Regions from separate parts of the Homo sapiens genome. Here region 2 is linked to region 1. Evidence: chromatin loops called from intact Hi-C (ENCODE). Cell type or tissue: PC-3. All regions are shown on one strand. Links, peaks and the distances in the headings refer to the core of each region. The heading gives the core; the rest is flanking DNA.

Region 1 (4,211 bases), core at 899-3,398:
TATATCATACATGGACTTTGTAATCTACTTTTTAATTTAACAAAATATAATGAAAACTTTTCCATTTAAATGAGTTTAGACCTTTTTTCATATTTTAAATATTTAAGAGATGCTTAATAATCATTATCAATTCATTACTATTATAAAAATGTCATGATGAAAATCTTTGTAAATATTGCAGAGTCTCAATATTATTGCCTTAATGTTAATTTTTGATTCCTTCTTATAGTAGTATATGTTAGGCTTTATTACATACCAAAAAATTAGAGTAAGTCTTATTGCTGGCCAACTGGGGAATCCAAGGCTAATGAAAATATTGAAGTGCCTATCACTATCTTATGTCTATTTTTACCAGTACAGGTTAAAGAAGAAAACAACAGGTGCTAACCCATTTGTACATGCACGTGAGCCCATACACATATTCACTCACCTGAAAAACCTTTATGAATAATTGAAAATTCAATTCCTTTACTTTTTCCATTTTTAGAAAAAAAAACATTTTAGGCTATTTAAATCTACTCCTAGTTAATCATAGCTAATGGAACATGACATGAGTGAAGGCTGGGACAAGTCCCTTGGGCAACAAGTTACAGATACATGGAACACAAAGAAACTAAGTCACTTCTCAGTCAGGGACAATTACACCAATACCTAAGAAAAATAGCATTAGAGTTGCTTAACAGTTGGAATCTAGTAAAGAATCATCAAAACTGCTGTACGCTAGGTTCATGCCTAAGGCAGATGACCTGGTTGACAAGCTTGCCCAAGCTAACTATATTTATGCTTCAGATCAGTGTAAGTGGAACTAGCAGCAGTTCTCCTTAACTAGTCATGTTACAATTGTTGACAGATTTTATGCCTGTTTTTCAGCTGTGTAACTATTCATCAGTGGGATGAAGTGAGAAGTTCACGTAAATTGATTAGAATATGGGCATCTTTCTTCTTTTGGAATTGTAAGGATATGTGAGCTTTCTTTTCTTTTTTGAATTTGCTGGTTGTTTCTCCAGTAAGTAAAACTTTCCAACAAGAGCCAATCTTTTTTATTTAAAAAGAAAAATTAAACTGCATAATGTATCTGTCAGTTCTGAGGATTGTGCTATGCGAGTTGTAAGCTACATATCTAGGTCACATACTTGTGTCAGGAAAAACAAGTTTCAGTCAAAATTTGGAGAGTCAAGTTCCATTAAAATATACTCAATAAAAATATAAACCCTTAACCAATAGTAAGGCCTTGAGGTTTAAAATTGTGACTATCAATTAAGTTTAGGTTTGACAATGATTAGGTAGCTTCTCATCTCTTGTAGAAAAGTATTTCAATCATTTGTGTTCCTGAGAGTAATTAGACTTTTGAATAATCTATAAAATTGCCTTACAAGCTGATTTTCAAAACCCTTAAAACACATGTCTGGTCATGATTTTGCTGTATTAGGATTTGGCTTTACTTCCTCATTTCTGAGGGAAATAATAATTCTATAGCTGTTGAAAGCAAAAATGATAGTCTCATCAGTTATATCAACTCACATATATAGAGAAGTTTGAAGTAGCTTGCATGATATGTGCCAGTAGTATCTATACCATATTTCTCTTTGGACAGGACTTGGATTAGCTTTTATGAAAAACAATCAAAATCCTGCTTACGTCTTATCACCAGATCCTCAACTTTTCTCTCACTTCTGGAGATAACTTTATGTTTAAGTTATGACCCCTTTCTCCTGAGAACCAGAAGTCACTACATCTATTATCCAATTGCTTCTACAATTTTTCTAGTCAGGTACTGTAAACTCAAGAAATACTTTAAGATCTGAGTGCTGCCCCCAAATATATAGGGTGTAGTCTTGCTATTTTCTTTTTATCCACTAGGTGACATAATAGATGCAGCCTTCCAGTATCTGTTAAGGTGTAGGTGTCTGTGTAACATATTTTATAATGTGATACTCTGAGTAATGTTTGCTAATGGAACTTCAAGTGCAAATATGCTGATGGAGCAATGGCTCATGAGGGATTATTCCTAACTGACCACTTCAGTGTTTATGCTTTGCATCTTGGAACTTGGATAGAAATATGATTGACCAAGAAAATACTAATTTTCATTTTGCTACACAATTTAACAGTGATTCAAATGAGAAAAAAATACAAGAAAAACACAATGGATATTGACTGAAAAATGAGTTTTTGCGAGTGACTAATCTGTTTTGCCGAATTTGATGATTGAAACATAAAAGCAAAAATGTGGAAAGACCAGCAAATGTTACCATAGATTTTATCAGGGTTTCCTTGGGGATGGGACTGAAATCACTCTGAATCTCTTGCTACTCATAAAGCTCATTCTTTAAAATCAGTGTAATGTGATTGCAGAAACACTTGTTACTCTTACTATCGCCTCTTATTTTTAATTAGAGCTCAATAAGGTTATGATTTAAAGCAATATAAAAAATTGTATTTTGAAATAACTGAAAATGCTCATGTGTCTTATTCTTGCTTAATTAGAAGAATTTCTTGAGTGGCAAACATAAAGTAAAAAATCATAGAGCACAACCCCAACACATTTTTATATTTTCTGCTAGTCTTTCTTTTCACTTTCCTTTTAGAATATGGCCAAGTTTAATATTTTATGACTTTTACATGCCAACCAAGTTACTTCTGAGTTTGACTCTGAATTATCCCAATATAGAGCAATATAAACCTATTTGTGGGGCACAATCTGATGGCACATTTACTTATTATCAGAAAGGGATGCTCTATGGCTAAATCTCCACGAATCCAGTGTCTGTTAAGCATTTCACCCTCCTGCTATCTTAGGAATGTTGCCTTTTATTTCCACCTGTGTTCTGAAACTTGCTTATAATCTGTGACATATAACTTCAGCTACATGGGTAGTAATATATTTTGGTCAGGCTTGAGACTATGGGTATTTACTTACTCTGGTTATTATGAATAAAAAGAAACTGCACGTAAAGCAGAATCCTAAAAAACAATAACAGCTAATATGTATTAAAGACTTAACTCTGTGTTACATCCGTTGTAAATATCTGAGAATATTCTCATTAGAAATTCCCTGAGGCATAGTTCCATGTGACTGTCATACTTTCCTCATCAATTCTTATACTTTTAAATATAATTGTTTCCAAATATAAATCTCCAACTTGGAGCTTTCCCCTGAACCCCAGATTTCTATGTTCATCTTCATACTTAGATATCCTAGATGCCTAATAGATGTCTTACAACTTATGTGTCCATAGAACTCTTGGTCTTTCCTCCAAAAGCAGTTCCTTCCCTGATTCTCCATCTCAGTTAGTAACAACTCCATTATTCCCCTGGCTCAGGTCAAAAATCTTGTTTCTTCTCTTTCTCTCACACACTAGCTCTAATCACCAATAAACCCTATAGACTGTATCTTCAAATTCCAGTGATTCTTCACCACTTCCTCTGCTATAATAATACTGCTCATGCTCCTCTCTCCTCCAGCTACTTGCCATACTACCCTAATCGGTCTTGTTATCCTCTTCCCTGTTAATACATCAGGTCACATGAAATCTCCTCAAAATGCTCACATATTAGTCCGTTTTCACACTGCTATGAAGATACTACCTGAGACTGGGTAATTTATAAACAAAAGAGGTTTAATTGACTCACGGTTCTGCATGGCTGGGGAGGCCTCAAGAAACTTACAATCATGGTGGAAGGCGAAGGAGAGGAAAGCACCTTCTTTCACAGCGGCAGGAGAGAGGGTGAGTGCAGGGAATCTTCCACTTTTAAGCCATCAGATCTCAAGAGAATTCACTCTTTATCACAAGAACAGCATGGGGGAAATCACCCTGATGATCCAATCACCTCCCACCAGGTCCCTCCCTGGAGACATGGGGGTTCCAATTTGAGATGAGATTTGGGTGGGGACGCAGAGCCGAACCATATCAGCCCAAATGCTTCCCACTTCACTAGGATTAAAATTCAAAGCCCTTAGAATGGTCTACAGGGTTTTATAAGATACTGCAAGATTCTGTAAGCCTATAAGGTACTGCACCATCAGTATACTCCCTCTAACATAGGTCTTTATCTGTCTCAGCTCTTCTCTTGCTGTGATTCTTCCTGAGTACTAATTCTAAGCATGCTTGCTTTCCTACTGTTTTTGAAACAAGCAAGGCATCAATAATATTTTGCCCCATGGTGATTCTCAGCCCTGGCTATCTCACCTCATTCAGAACTTTGCTCAC
Region 2 (4,211 bases), core at 710-3,209, 570 kb after region 1:
AATACTGAGCATTATATCCCTTTGCCTAATGCACATACAAATTTTTCACGTTTAAAATAAGGCTTTTAAAAATTTATTTATGTATTTATTTTTTTGAGACAGAGTCTCGCTCTGTTGCCCAGGCTGGAGTACAGTGGCGTGATCTCGGCTCACTGCAAACTCTGCCTCCTAGGTTCAAGCAATTCCCTGCCTCAGCCTCCTGAGTAGCTGGGACTACAGGCACCCACCACCACGCCCAGCTAATTTTTGTATTTTTAGTAAAGACAGGGTTTCACCATCTTGGCCAGGCTGGTCTTGTACTCCTGACCTCATGATCCACCCACCTCAGCCTCCCAAAGTGCTGGGATTACAGGCGTGAGCCACCGCACCCGGCCTAAAATAAGGCTTTTAAAATGTATTTAATCACTTTAATAATCATTACTGGGTCATAGGGACAGATACGATGACTAATTCCTACTGAATTTTCAAAGAGTTTTTTGTAGTTATTGGTAGCAACATGTTGTTGCCCTCTCAATAATTATTCATTCTATTATTAAGGAACATATCTATACACATATGAGGGTATACTGTATTTACACATACATATATGGACATATCTATATAATTTCATAAAAACTTAGTGATGCTTATCAAGCTGAGTAAGAAACATTTGTCAAATTCTAGGTATAATCCATTTTAATATTATACTTTAGGTAACATAAATAAGAAGTTGTTTTATGTTAATTTGGCAAAGAGACAACAGAAGATAGAAAATAAAGCTTAAACAAAACAGTTTACTTTGTGACAAGGTAGTTATAGAAACACTACTATCTATGCCAATTCATATTCTATTCAATCTAAGATTGGTATAGCTAAAGGGATTATATGTATTTATAAATGGAGGTAAGGAATGTGAAGAAGCATTTATTGGGCACTGAAACATACTAAGTGCTTTACTTATTTATTTTAATTTTAACTTCAGTTCAACACAAATGACTGAAATTGTATTCATTTTAGAGTTCAGGAAAACTGGTCTCAGATCCATTAACTACACTACCAAAGGCCACGTAACTACTTAAAAATTGTAGAAGGTAGTGAGTGAACACAGATCTCTCTCTCTAATTCGTAATGTGATTCTCAGTGTGGTATGGTTCTGAAGCTGATATTGAATTTAGATAGGTTTTTAAATAAATCTCAGACAATTACTCAAAACTAGGAAAAATATTTAGAGAATCTCTGGAGACAGCCAGCCTTAACTTTAGACACATTGGAGCAAATTGCTTGAAATTGAAAACAAAAATTGAATGAGGGAGAGTATAAACATCAGTTGCTTTCTAGCCTCATCAAAGGTGATCCCTCATTTGTGATCTCTATATTAATAATACCTGAAATCGGCAGCAACACTGTTTTCAAATGTTCACTTCTGGACACAGGATTGGATCTCACTTCTCAACTATCTTGAAGTCAGGGGCAGCAGAGTGACTTCCTGGAGCCAGTGAAATGTGACTTAATATGGCACGTATCATTTTTAAGTGAAACGTAAGAACTAGTGAGCATTTCCTCATGCTGGGCACCCACACCCCTCCCCACCGGAAGTCTGATGGGTGGAGCTGTATGCTATGAGATACACCAGATGTCCTGTGGCTACAAGAAACTTTCCAGGCTGCAGCCACTGTGGACTCCAGAGCACGGCGGTTCATACTGGGTAATAGCTTCTTGCGATATGCCATTACTTTCTGCAGGAACAAATATCAATGCACTAAAATCCTCCAGCCTGCTAAAAATGGACTGTGTCCAATGACAAACAGAAGAGAATACTTTGCACTGCTTTAATAGAGACTGTAATATTGTTATTTTATAGAGTTTTAAACAAAACAAATTTTTGTTTTCTAATACTCACAGTACTGACTCGGGATGAGAGAAGGAAAGCGCTGGGTAGAGAAGGGCAGGTCCCTGGCTAGGGCTTCACCTCAGGTCCTGTGCACACGCATATAGGGGAGGACAAGCGCTCCTGTTTTCATGCCCAAGTTTGCATTTTCCAAGACCACCTGGCCTGCCACGTCCCCTATCCTGTGCCTGTAAAAACCCCAAGACAGGCAGGCAGGCACAGAAGTGGCTGGACGTCGAGAGGAACACATTGGCGGAAGAACACACAAGCAGTTGCACACATTGGCGGAAGAACACACAAGCAGCTGTGCCACACAAGCAGCTGTGCAGACGCACGTTAAGAGGAGCGCACGTTGAGAGGAGCGCACGTACGTTGAGAGGAGCGCACGTACGTTGAGAGGAGCGCACGTACGTTGAGAGGAGCGCACGTACGTTGAGAGGAGCGCACGTACGTTGAGAGGAGCGCACGTACGTTGAGAGGAGCGCACGTACGTTGAGAGGAGCGCACGTACGTTGAGAGGAGCGCACGTACGTTGAGAGGAGCGCACGTACGTTGAGAGGAGCGCACGTACGTTGAGAGGAGCGCACGTACGTTGAGAGGAGCGCACCGGAGAAAGAACACACGAGCTGCGGGACAGTGAGAGGAACACACTGGTAGAAGAGCACACAGGCAGCTGGATGTCGAGAGGAGCGGAAGAGCACAGCGACAGGCACTGGTGTCGACCAGCGGAACGACGTGGAGTTTGGCCTGGGAGGTCAGAGAAGAATTTGGCTGCTGGGCAGCCCCACTATAGGGGAAAACCACCTTCCCACTCCATTCCCCTTCTGATCTCCCCATCCACCTCGCTGAGAGCTACCACAACTCAATAAAAAACCTAGCACTCGATCTCCAAGCCCACATGTGATCCAATTTTTCCCGTGCACTAAAGCAAGAACCTGGGATACAGAAAGCCGTCTGTCCTTGTGATAAGGCAGAGGGTCTAATTGAGCTGATTAACACAAGCCACCTGCGGACAGCTAAGCTGAAAAAGCATCCTGTAACACACGCCCACTGGGGCCTCAGGAGGTGTAAACATTCACCCCGAGAGGCTGCATGGGTCCGCGCCCATGGTCCCCATGACTTGCCTGTTTGCCTGCTCTGGCTAAGGGTCTTGACCAGTGGGGCACTGAAGAAGCGAGCCACACCTCCATCGTACGCCCTGCGAGGAGGGTAAGAGAACTTTTTCTGTTTTACCACCAAGACCAGTAGCTTTACTTCGTTGAATTCAAATATGAACCAAATTGTGTTTCGTTTGGGGAATAGCTAAGGATTGGGTATTGTCACTTCCTTCTTCTAGAATGGATTTGTTGTTGTTGTTGAGACACTTATACCTCCCTGTATATAAATTGTTTTTAATCTTGTCTTACCAGTTCATCAGACATTATCATATAACTTTGAATCCCAATAATTAACATGGCCTATATATTTCTCAGGAGCTACCTAATTTCCCATGTAAATAAGTTGTTGCTAGGTCTGTTCTACCAGATATTCAGAAATTTACAGAAAAGTGAAAACATTTGCATTAGATTCACACCACATACATGTTTCTATTATGGCTGACACTCATTTTTTTCCAGACCTGTATTATCTTCAGTGGGTACTGTTTCACCAGCTCCGTATCTAGTTTTCTTGTTGCTAACCTCTCTATTCTGTTATTTGCTGTTTATCATCCACAGGATAAAAACCAACTATCACAATATTTAAATTATTTTTCAGCCTTTCTTCCCACAGCACCCCAAAACCAATTATCTGTTTCTTAAAAATTATAAGTCCTATGACATGGCTGGCAAAACAGATTCTTTCTCCTATTCTCAGTGTGAACCTCAATGTTTTATGTGCTGTTCTCCTACATATCCTCCAATCTCTAATTTCAAATATAACTTTCTCTTTAAAAATCCTTAGTGCTCCCAGGCAGCATTAATCACTTCTTATTCTGTGCTTCATTACATTCACCATACATAATATGATTATTATTATTTGTTTGAATGGCTGTGTCAGTGAATAAAATCTGAGCTAATTATTGACATGAACCCTGTCTTTTTTATTATTGTAGTCCGGATCTTATTGTGAGTGCATCATAAGTACATACTATATTTCTGTTTAATAAATGCTAAGGATTTTCTAATTAGGATACCTGCTATAAAATATTTTATTTCTGTTTCTTATCTCCAGGACCTGCCTTAAGTAAAGATAACTAGTATTAAAAGATTGTATACAGCCTCATGCCTCTTATCGAACCAAATTTTTTCTTCATAAATGATCTTTCCTTTCCACCTCCACCCCTTCCTTCATAAGGCACTTAAGA

The links. Hi-C counts contacts between places; a loop is a spot of excess contacts. Peaks named below come from ENCODE experiments on the same cell type or tissue, not always from the same donor. Only the 100,000 strongest peaks of a DNase experiment are listed, where the experiment ranks them.
Region 2: a loop joins it to region 1, with 4 times the contacts of the local background. A loop is called at or near these places in 4 of 110 quality-filtered maps.

What each region holds. Positions count from the first base shown.
Region 1 is chr3:81,336,914-81,341,124 of GRCh38, reverse strand. No RefSeq gene overlaps it. Among named protein-coding and RNA genes, the nearest start is that of LINC02027, 350 kb to the right of the region's middle. In PC-3, for the core only: CTCF peaks have their summits at 1,642 and 1,845; a DNase peak (open chromatin) is centred at 1,924; H3K4me3 peaks cover 345 bases; H3K27ac peaks cover 489 bases.
Region 2 is chr3:80,768,624-80,772,834 of GRCh38, reverse strand. All of the region lies in intron 1 of LINC02050 (long intergenic non-protein coding RNA 2050), which reads right to left. LOC105377177 (a long non-coding RNA gene) reads left to right here and starts at 2,487. Exons shown (of 4, transcript XR_940994.3): 1 at 2,487-3,076. RefSeq lists an enhancer at 1,745-2,297. In PC-3, for the core only: no CTCF peak of the experiment used is centred there; DNase peaks (open chromatin) are centred at 1,544, 2,183 and 2,516; H3K4me3 peaks cover 2,336 bases; H3K27ac peaks cover 1,465 bases.